2 separate regions of the Homo sapiens genome follow, and region 2 is linked to region 1. A link is a contact called in ENCODE Hi-C or POLR2A ChIA-PET data. All regions are on one chromosome and are shown on one strand. The core of a region is the stretch at or near the end of the contact, and the rest is flanking DNA. Distances in the headings are between cores, read along the strand shown.

Region 1 (5,382 bases), core at 586-3,085:
GTAAAAAGGACATTAAATTATTATGAAGCATTCTACCACAATGTGTGTGTGTGTGTGTGTGTGTGTGTGTGTGTGTGTGTGTGTGTGTGTGTGTGTGTGGGTGAGGGGGGACAGCTCCAAAGCAACTCTTTATTAAAAGCATTCGGTGATAAAATATCACCCCTTACATGCATTAGAACATCTTAAATATCCCTTGCCACTGGTGACTGCAAAATAGAATTTCCTTTTAGTAGGGAATAAATATAAATTTCAATGGTGGTGTAACAGCAATTCTACCAAATGTCAACGAAAACTCACCAACCTACCCTAACCCACTCTCACTCAACTTACTACCAAGTTACGCTTGCTGATAAAACACAAGAGGTTAACCACAACCTGAGGGCTTGCTGTAAGTAATGGAAAAAGTTAAATCTCTAATCAGATAGGCCTCATCCTTACTGGAATAACAATGTATCTGTTCCATGTGTCTGTCTCCTCATCTATCCATCTCGATCCATCCATCCATCACCAATTGCACATTCATAATTTTGCAAAAATTCTTTCCCTGAATTAATATAAAATATGGTCGAAATCACTGCGCTAAGAAAAAAGAAAAGCTGATTCTCTCAACTATTTACTAACATACTTAACATTTAAAAAATATTTTTATGAACACACTGTTGACTTCACAAGTTTATAACGTAATTTTTTTTTTTTTTCTGAGCAAGGCTTTTCTTTCAAAGTACTCTGACAAAAGTAAATTCATAGCAGAACACACAGGCACGAAGAAAATATCGCCAAGGGCAAAATTCTGCAACTGCTTTAAGAAGCAAACAAGAACACAAAAGATGTGTAATACAACCATCTGGCTCTCCTCTTACTATATCAATGCCTCAACCTTATCCCCACCCCCTGAGCCAACCCACACCAATGCCACAAAACCAAATGGCTTCACTTATGTTTCCTGCACAGCAAATTTACACAATGCAGTTAGAATGCAAAAGTTGATTTTGACACACAAACTAGCATCTTTTGAATTTTCCCCACTTCAATGATTTTGTTGTCGTTATCTGTTCAGAGTGGGACTTCTTTGAAAGACCACCAAGAACCTCACCATGATAAAAATGTTCTCACATGGACATATCTGTTCAGCCTCAAGAGAAGTCTCCCTGAAAACCTTAATCTCTGCCATCTTGTGCTTTCTGTTATCATCAGACTTTAGATGTGGACATAAAAAAAAATCCTAAGCTTATTCCAATTAGAACTTTTACTTTTGGGGGGCACTAAATGGTGGGTTGTTTCCCCAACTTATGATTTGAAATGACTGCACTAATTTTTAATTACCATTCTTGCAAGTCAGCACATTCACTGGAATTTTTCCTTATTCAGCTCAGTCTACAAACATTTACTGAGCAACTACTGTGGTATTAGAAACATGCTGGACAATGGATGATCAGAATCTATTATTTTCCCGTGTGCTAGCAGGACTTGCCTGGTACATGAAACCAGCAACTCTACAGTTTATAAAAAATCTTCCACATGCAGGCAGGCTGAAGCATTTTATTTACTTATATACTTATTTTTGAAGGCAGATATAACAGACATTTGAAAGTTATAGCCTGTTTGTGGGGATCTAATTGCTTCCAAAAGGTGGGAATGAATACTTTTCATGGAAATCTCAGTTTGGGTAAAACCAATAAAGCATCATAAATGATTCTCACCAAAGGGCAACAATGTAAAAAATAACTGAAAAAAAATTTCTTCACAGGCAAACTCTACTCTTTGCTTTTCTGCAGGGGCATGCTGGAGGCAGACGTTCTCTATCAGGCAAGAGTTCTCAGTCAGAATTAAGGTCTGCCAGGCAGAGGGCCACGTCTGGTTTACTTCTGTTTTCTCACTGTTGCTGGTCTTCCCCGATTCCTGCCTCCCTCTCCATGTTCCGGGATGAGACTTTGACTGGTTTCTCAAGGGGCTAACTTTTGGTTCTCTTCTGGGCGTTTCTGCCCAGAGTCCCCTGGTTTGGACAGCAGCGATCGTCTGTAGGACACACACAGTGAATCCAGCCACCGGATGAGGAATTCTGCTAATTGTTTAAGCCTGCACTAGTGTCTGGCCACCAGTTGGCAGACACAACTCATGGCTGCCTACCAGGCCTAGGTTAACACAGCTGGAGCCAGATGACAGGCTCTCAAAGATATTCCTCTCATGGCCACATCTGGCTCTTGGCGGTTCCCACTGCAGCTGAACTGATTCTGTTTGGTTGTTCTGGGCAAAAAGTTTAGGCAACAGATAAGTCGTATTAATTTCAGTTTATGACAAAAATATCAGAACATATACTCCATGAAGGCAGGGATTTTATCTGATTTGCATCCCCCTCCCACTTTTTTTTGTTTGTTTGTTTTTTGTTTTTGAGACATGGTCTCACTCTGTTGCCCAAGCTGGAGTGCAGTGCAGTGGCACGATCATGACTCACTGCAGCCTGGAACTAACTACTAGACTCAAGCGGTTCTCCCACCTCAGCCTCCTGAGTAGCTGGGTCTAGAGGCACGTGCCACCATGCCTCACTAGTTTTTTCAATTTTTTGTAGGGACAAGGTCTCACTATGTTGCCCAGGCTGGTGTCGAATTCCTGGGTTCAAGTGATCATCCTGCCTTTGCCTCCCAAAGTGCTGGGATTACAGGCATGAGCCAGTGTGCAGGCCTCTTGCTTGCTGTATCCCAGTACAGAGCAGTGGCTACGCAGGGTAGGTGTTCAGTAAATACAGAATGAGTGAATAACACTAATCAGTGTATGAGTGGAACAAAAACATTCCTGTATCTTACTCCAGCTACTCTGTTCCTACTGTTGTACGTAAAATGGCTAGCATGCTCGTGCACACAGAGAAGTCCTTGAATGGCTCTACAGCTAGATTTTATTATGGACACGCTCATCTCAAGAATGAACCCATGTACATTGTCAGTATAGCTGGAAAGACCTCCAACAATCCTTCCCTTCAAACTACCCAGTCTCCCAGAATTACCCACATCCCAACTTTATTAGTCCTTAAACTGAGAAACTTGGCAGCTCTGTGCCCACAGGGCCTGAGAGTGATCTCAAAGTAGAAACTTACCTTTTGGCCACCACCAAAGTGGGAAATGATGAGGCAACTTTTCCTGGCACCTTTCCATCCCATTTCCTTTCCCATGCCTCTCTTCCTAAATTCCCTGATATCTGCAGATCCCAGCTCCCTTCTACACTCAACTATGACCCAAGGCGAGGCTTCCCCAAAGCTCACCACCTCTCTAGCTCCCATTAGAAACACATTTAGAAAAGCCTACGTAATTTAAAACCAGGCGGGGCCCTCCCTCTTGGCTCCTTCACTAGAAAGAAGCCCAACTTACAGGCTGTTATGTTAATAATAACTATAAAGCTCCCCTGAGTCCACCAAGGGCTTGCTAAAGGTGAAGGGACACTTAATGGAAGCCTGGCAAGGGTGTACGCATATGCTGCTTCTTTCCCAAAAAGAACGTTAACACTCCTAAAACAAGAACGGCTGAACAAGGCAGATGAGTTCAACAAGCTCAGCATCTGGACTTCAGCGAAAGAAAGGTAATCAAGTGTGCTAGAGGAAGCTGTTGCTGAACTCATCTCCTTTTCTATCATATAAGGCAGCAGGGTGGAGGTATAGATAATTTTTTTAAGCTAAGTATAAGTTTCTGAAAAGAGTACTGTGTTCACTACGAAGAATTCAGGCTTCAAGCTCCCCTTGGAAGGAGCTGCTTACTTCATTAAAGGTGGACCAGAAAGATGAACTCCTAAAATGCCTCTCCTTCCCTGCTTCTGCTATTTGAAATTACTTTAAAAATGAGAGAATAAGCTAGGCTCAGTGGCTCACACCTGCAATGCCAGCTATTAAGGAGGGTGAGGCAGGACGATTGCTTGAGCCCAGGAATTCAAGGCTGCAGTGAGCTAGCATGGTGCTGCCGCACAATAGCCTGGGCAATAAAGTGAGACACTGTTTAATAATGGGGGAATAGGCCAGGCACGGTGGCTCATACCTGTAAATCCAGCACTCTGGGAGGCCAAGGCAGGTGATCACACTTGAGGTCAGGAGTTCGAGGCCAGCCTGGCCAACACGGTGAAACCTTATCTCTACCAAAAAATACAAAAAAAAATTAGCTGGGCATGGTGGTGCTTGCCTGTAGTCCCAGGTACTCAGGAGGCTGAGGTGGAAGAATTGTTTGAACCAGGCAGGAAGAGGTTGCAGTGAGCTGAGATCGTGCCACTGCACTCCAGCCTGGGTGACAGAGTGAAACCCTGTCTCAAAAATAATAAAATAAAATAAGGGAATGTCTTTGTACAATTGCACAATCACAATGAAACTTTAATTCTTTTTTTTTTTTTTTTTTTTGAGATGGAGTCTCGCTGTGCCACCCACACTGGAGTGCAGTGGCGCAATCTCGGCTCACTGCAAGCTCCGCCTCCCGGATTCATGCCATTCTCCTGCCTCAGCCTCCCGAGTAGCTAGGAATACAGGCGCCCGCCACCACGCCCAGCTAATTTTTGGTATTTTTAGTAGAGACGGGGTTTCACTGTGTTAGCCAGGATGGTCTCGATCTCCTGACCTCATGATCCGTCCGCCTCTGCCTCCCAAAGTGCTGGGATTACAGGCGTGAGCCACTGCGCCCGGCCAAGCTAATTATTTAAAAAGCAGTACAACAGGCTGCAAGTGATTGTTATCTACCTATTCATTGGCTGAAAACAGGCTATCAAAAACAACAAAAACAAACAAGTTTTGAAAGTTAGGAAAGAATTTTTATAAAGGCAAGGCTGAGGTTGTACAGATCGAGTATCTGCATTTCTTTTTCTTTTTTTTTTTGAGACAGTCTCGCACTCTCGCCCAGGCTGGAGTGCAGTGGCGCTATCTCTGCTCACTGCAAGCTCCGCCTCCCGGGTTCCCGCCATTCTCCTGCCTCAGCCTCCCGATTAGCTGGGACTACAGGCACCAGCCACCATGCCCGGCTAATTTTTTGTATTTTTAGTAGAGACGGGGTTTCACCGTGTTAGCCAGGATGGTCTCGATCTCCTGACCTCGTGATCCGCCCACCTCGGCCTCCCAAAGTGCTGGGATTACAGGCATGAGCCACCGTGCCCGGTCGAGTATCTGTATTTCTTAATGCATCCTTGGGCTGCCTCACCTAAAACTAAGTATTACAGAATATAGTACTATACAGTATACTTTAGACTAGAATAGTTCAGAATTTACAAGCATGGATTCAAGTGCCCAAGTTCTTATTAGCTCTGGTGCTGACTGACCTTGTGAGCTTAGGCAAATTGCCTAAGCTCTCTGTCCCTCAGTGTTCTCATCCATAAAATGGGCTTCATTACAGTGCATTATTTGCTTTTGTAGAATAAATGCATTGA
Region 2 (5,472 bases), core at 1,535-4,034, 280 kb before region 1:
ATGGGTCCTGTAATCCTCCCACAAAGAGAAGGGTGTTTTATTAAAGCCTATTAAAGGGCCTACCCTAGAGTGAATAAGGATGGAGTTCTCTACAAACTGTAACAAACACACATGCTTCTCCCTTTCTCTCTCACGCAGGGAATCCTTGACTCTCCTTCCCCAGAACGCTCATCATCTCAATTTTCTGCTGCTTTTCAAATCATGTTTAATTAGAGGATTTCACATTCCCATGTGATACGATATTCATGAGTAAAACTTGCAATTGGAGTGACTGTGAATTAGTCTATTAAGTGCCAGATTTGTGATTTTAAACAATGATGGAGATTATTGTTATTATCTGCTCTCAATATTGTGCTCTGAGATGTGAGGACTACCTTAACTAACTTTACATCTGAAATACAAGCTATTAACCATTTATGTCCAGACTTAGTTTTTGTTCCCCCCTTCTTTCTTGATTTGCAAATTATGCTGGGAGAAATAAGAGAGTTATTTTTCTATAGTGGTCCTCAGGGCATGGCTCATGGCCAGTGGTGTGCTGGGTGGGTTTGCATGGTATACCCTCACTTCCATAGTTCTGGACTTATATTCATCTGCGTTGGATAAAGTTTTTATGAGTACATCAGAAACATGATTTCTCAGTAGTTACTTTTTATACAACCTATTTAAACGAGACGATTTATGAAAAATATGAAGTAGATAGTAGTAATAAGTATATGCAGACAAGCCAAAAATGGAGAATGGCAGGAGAATGACTCAAAGAATGTTGACTGGGCCCTAAGGGACTATAAAAACTGTGTCTGGGGAAAAGGGCATACAACCTTCCTTTCCCATTGCTATTCCTAGAGTAGTGCTTCTCGAACTTTATTACAGATATAAATCCGATTCGGTGGTTCTGGGTGGTGGGGTGGCGCACGACTATGCATGTGGAGTAAGCCCCCAGAGCTGCTGGGCCATGGACCATAACATGAGTACCAAGGATCTTGGGTGTTCCCTGATCTGTATCTGACCTAAAAATGTCTATGCTTAAAGAAACAGTCACAAGGATGCCCTCTTTATAACAAGATGGATGGACATAGATAAATATGTAAGGGGGTGGCACTGGGCAACCTCCCCAAGTAATTGTTGCAAACTCACAGAAATGCTTGCTGGCTCAAAATTATTTAAAAATTAATGCAAGGCTGTATTTCTTTTTTGTTTTTTAAACGTAACAAAACAGGTAAGGCTGAAGGAAGTTAGCACAGGGAAAAGGTCACTTTCTGTTTCTGTTTAACAAACACCAATTTTACATCAGCACAGATCTGTTGGGTGATATGGTCAGTGATTAATGTTTACCAGATATTACACTGATCAAGATTATCCCAGAGTAAACTACTGAATCAATGAGTTTGAAAACTTCACAGTCCCCAAACTCTAGGTCTGCTTTAAGTATCTTCTAAGCCTGGTTCATATCCCTGAGGATGTATGTGAGGAAAAGCAGAGTCACAATCAACTTTTTAGGAAGGTTAAGTGACAGTCTTGAATTTTTCTAAGAAATTAGGGTATACTAGGAAGGCAGGGTTTCCATGCACTTGGCACAGTACCATATTCAGTCAAGGTCCCTTCCCTCTGAAAAATGAGAAAAACCTATGAAAACATACCAACTCATAATATGCACACACTCAGTGGGGTCCACACAATGTCAAATGGAGCAAGAAAGCATACTTTGAAGATTTGCAGATGTATCTTAATTTGTAATGGACTAAAATATATCTAGTGTCTCCAACTTCTGATTTCACAGATATCATTTCTTAGAATGAGGCTCATTTTATTTAAGAAATGACTTGATTTAAAGAAAATAATACAAATAATCACATAAGCAGACAGGGCAAACCTCACAACAATGGGGCGCATATTCAAACGACTCAAGTTTGGAAAAGTAAAAGCTCATAAAGTAGTCCTTGAGGATCCAGTCTGTAGCTGGGTTAACTTCGCAGGTTGACACTGACAAAGTAGCAAGTCTCTGAAGACGTACTTTAATTTGAATTTTCACAGGGGATGGCAGAGCCTCACGGTCGTTCTGGACTTAGGGGTCAAAGACCCACAAAGGCCCCAACAGCACAGTGTAGTGTGTCTGATGCTTTTAGGACTAGAGCTTCTTCCTCCAGATTTAAGGGCATCTCATTTGTAAGCTATCTATGTGACCAGCAACTGGCTGCTTTACCAATGGTAAGAACCTGAGGCTAGGTGCCACGAAAGGTAGTAAGTCTGGCAGTTATTTTCATCACTAACCATGTCACCAATCTCCCCTATCTCCCCCCTTTCCAGCCACACTGGGCAAAATGTGCCATCTTGATTCCCAGATGCCAGGAGTATTTATGTGGCATAGCAGGAGAACGGAGCAGAGAATCAGAGCTGTAGTACTGGAGGCTGGTTGGTGTGCTTGGATCACAATGCAATCGCAAACAGAGCAGGTGATGACAAGCACAAAATGCCTGTATTTGCAAGGTGATGAGTGAAGGAATAAATAAAGGAAAAGAACAACAAGAGGCAGAGGTCCATCTTTTGTTTCTGACACCAGTAAGGGCTATTCTGAGTTTGTAACTAAAAGTTTACCACTGGCAGTATTAACACTGGGATCTCGTTAAGAAAACAGAATGCTTTCCAAAAAGTGGTGTGAGCAACTGTGTCAATACAGACATAGGGATCACTAATCCAAAAGTTATTAACACCATTAGGCAGGCATTCTCATTATGTCAATGCAAGTGTGTTTGCACTGGTGAGTCACAAGGTCTATGTGGAACCTTGTCCATATGTTAGAGGAACCAATGACACCCAAAAAAACCAACGACCGTAAACAAAGTTCCAATATTAATTCTTATTTTCTTCCCCTCCCCAGTATGCTATGGAAGTCAGCAAAAGATTTCTAAGAGTTACATCATACTTCAAAAGCAGAACCATACACAAGGGCCAGACCAGAAAGCAGGAGATGAAGGGACAAGTTAGCCAAAGATACAAAATGGCTCAAAACTATCAGGCACTTGCTTATGTATTTCCTTAGAATTACTCCCTACTTTATGTAATTACATTTATTTCTCTATAGCACAAGATGCCTCATTAACATTCACTGGGTTAAATTCTTCTCTACATTTAATTCAGCAGATTTAATTAAACACCTACTTTGTGATAATCATGTTAGGTTCTTAGATCAGTCTCCAAAACTGGGATGCATATGACCTACATCATATATTTAAGATTTGATATTACATATATGAGTCACAATATTAAGATTTCTGTATACACATATTAATATTAGAACTTGAAAATGTATATATACATTTCTCACCCTCTTAGCCACCAATTTTTATAACATAAGGAATATATATTAGAAACATGTATATAATTAATAAACATACTTAGTAGGGGTACACATTCAACACTTTTATACTGATGGGTAAAAAATCAAGTTTGGTGGTCACTGGCATTGACTGCAACTTTAAGTAAGTTCTCATCCTCGGAAAGAGTTCTACCCAATTCTCTAGTTGGGGAGACAGTGATAACTGAACAGATGGCTGGAACATAAAGTACTGTAACATTTGATCTGGGCCTTAACGTATCAGTAGGAGCTCAGGTGATGAAAGGAATAGAGTGAGAGCAGAGAACCGAAGCACACACACAAAAAATCTAGGAAGACAAAACCAGAGCCCTGATGAATGAAATTAAGGCCAAAATTGAAATTTTTTTTTTAAATTTTGCTCCATAAAATAGCTTATATTGGGCCACAGTCTTGAGAATTTTTCTCTCTGAAATGTTGAGTCTTGGCTCTGAAACCTGTATTTTCCTAAGTAATGGTAATCCAGATCACTTATCCGTCACTTTGAACTTCGGTAGAATGCCACACCATAAGGATACCAGGTGGGGACGTTGTAAGGCAGTGGTTCTCAGAGTACGGGTCTGGAACTTGTAAAAGATGCAAATGTGGGGGCCCCACCCCAATTTACTGAATCAGAAACACTAAGGGTGGGGCCCAGTAGCCTGTATTTTAGCCATTCCTCCAGGGGGATTCTGAGGCAAGCTAAAGATTGAGATGTACTTGTAGCAGAAACTTAAGTTTTCTCATGGTTTGGAGCAGCTACAGGTATCGACAACAGCTAACCAGGTTCTCTTACAGAAGTGCTCGCCAACCTTTTTGGCACCAGGGACTGGTTTCATGGAAGACAATTTTTCCAGGAACTGGGGGGCAGGGAATAGTTTCGGGATGATTCAAGCACATAATATTTATCATGCATTTATTTCTATTATTATTACATTGTAACATATAATGAAATAATTTTACAACTCACCCTAACGTAGAATCAGTTGGGAGCCCCGAGCTTATTTTCCTACAAATATAGACAGTCCCATGTGGGGGTAATGGGAGACAGTGACAGATCATTGGGCATTAGATTCTCATAAGGAGCACACAACCTAGATTCCTTGCATGTGTGGTTCACAATAGGATTCACGCTCCTGTGAGAATCTAATGCCTCGCTGATCTGATAGGAGGCGAAGCTCAGGTGGTAATGTGAGCGATGGGGAGCGGCTGTAAATACAGATGGAACTTCACTCACTCACGTGCCTCACCTCCTGCCGTGTGCCCTAATTCCTAACAGACCATAGACCAGTACCAGTCTGTGAACTGGGGTTTGGGGACCCCTGTCTTACAGCACCTGTGGCCAAAGAGTGGCAAGTATAGAAGTACTCTTAATGGGTTCTTGACCTTTGACATCTCATTAGTTCACTTTCTTCTGAACATTTCATGTAGTCTCTGCAATGAAATTTAGGGCCTACTATATGCCAGGCTGGCTTGTGCTGGGTGATGGGGATGTGGCAATGGACAAGAGAGTTAAAACCTTTCCCTTACAGCATTCATTGTGTTAGAAAATCTCATGTGAGGCAGATGTAGGGGGAACATACACACACTATGATGTTCCACTAGTGCTCTTTTTTTTTTATTTTTTTGAGACAGAGTCTTGCTCTGTCACCCAGGCTGGAGTGCAGTGGTGTGATCTCGGCTCACTGCAACCTCTACCTCCCGGGTTCAAGTGATTCTTGTGCCTCAGTCTCCTGAGTAGCTGGGATTATAGGCATGCACCATCATGCTCAGCTAATTTTTATATTTTTTGTAGAGACAGGGTCTCACTATATTGCCCAGGCTGGTCTCAAACTCCTGGCCTCAAGTGATCCACCCGCCTCGGCCTCCCAAAGTGCTGGGATTGTAGGCATCAGCCACCACGCTGGGCCCATTTTTAACAAGTCATGCCCTCTGTTACGTTTTGCATATACTTCTATCACCATAGTTATTAATAATACATTGACTTTCAAGTGTCTGTTTCTATGTTTGTTTTTCTGATTAGCTGTGAGTTCCTGAAGGGGAAGAACTACATTGTGGTCATCTTTTAATTCCCAGAATCTACAGAGTTATTATATAATACATGCTCAATACGTGTGGTATGA

The links. Hi-C counts contacts between places; a loop is a spot of excess contacts on that map. ChIA-PET counts read pairs that join two places held with the same protein, here RNA polymerase II (POLR2A). Pooled maps may share reads with other maps.
Region 2: a map of tibial artery shows a loop between it and region 1 (2.8-fold over the local background). The contact joins two enhancer-like sites. A Hi-C loop is called at or near these places in 4 of 168 maps with a recorded cell type or tissue (CD4-positive, alpha-beta T cell, aorta, naive thymus-derived CD4-positive, alpha-beta T cell and 1 more), 3 of 37 single-sample maps with no recorded cell type and 11 of 50 pooled maps. POLR2A ChIA-PET finds 5 or more read pairs at or near these places in 2 of 52 experiments (CD4-positive, alpha-beta T cell and common myeloid progenitor, CD34-positive).

The regions. Positions count from the first base shown.
Region 1 is chr3:71,308,709-71,314,090 of GRCh38, forward strand. The region is part of intron 4 of FOXP1 (forkhead box P1); the gene reads right to left. Among named protein-coding and RNA genes, the nearest start is that of FOXP1-AS1, 22 kb to the left of the region's middle. Within about 2 kb of position 1,836, at least 11 of the 41 ENCODE cell types and tissues checked have a DNase peak (open chromatin) inside an H3K27ac peak, as active enhancers do.
Region 2 is chr3:71,024,432-71,029,903 of GRCh38, forward strand. All of the region lies in intron 11 of FOXP1 (forkhead box P1), which reads right to left. Among named protein-coding and RNA genes, the nearest start is that of FOXP1-AS1, 260 kb to the right of the region's middle. Within about 2 kb of position 2,785, at least 2 of the 41 ENCODE cell types and tissues checked have a DNase peak (open chromatin) inside an H3K27ac peak, as active enhancers do.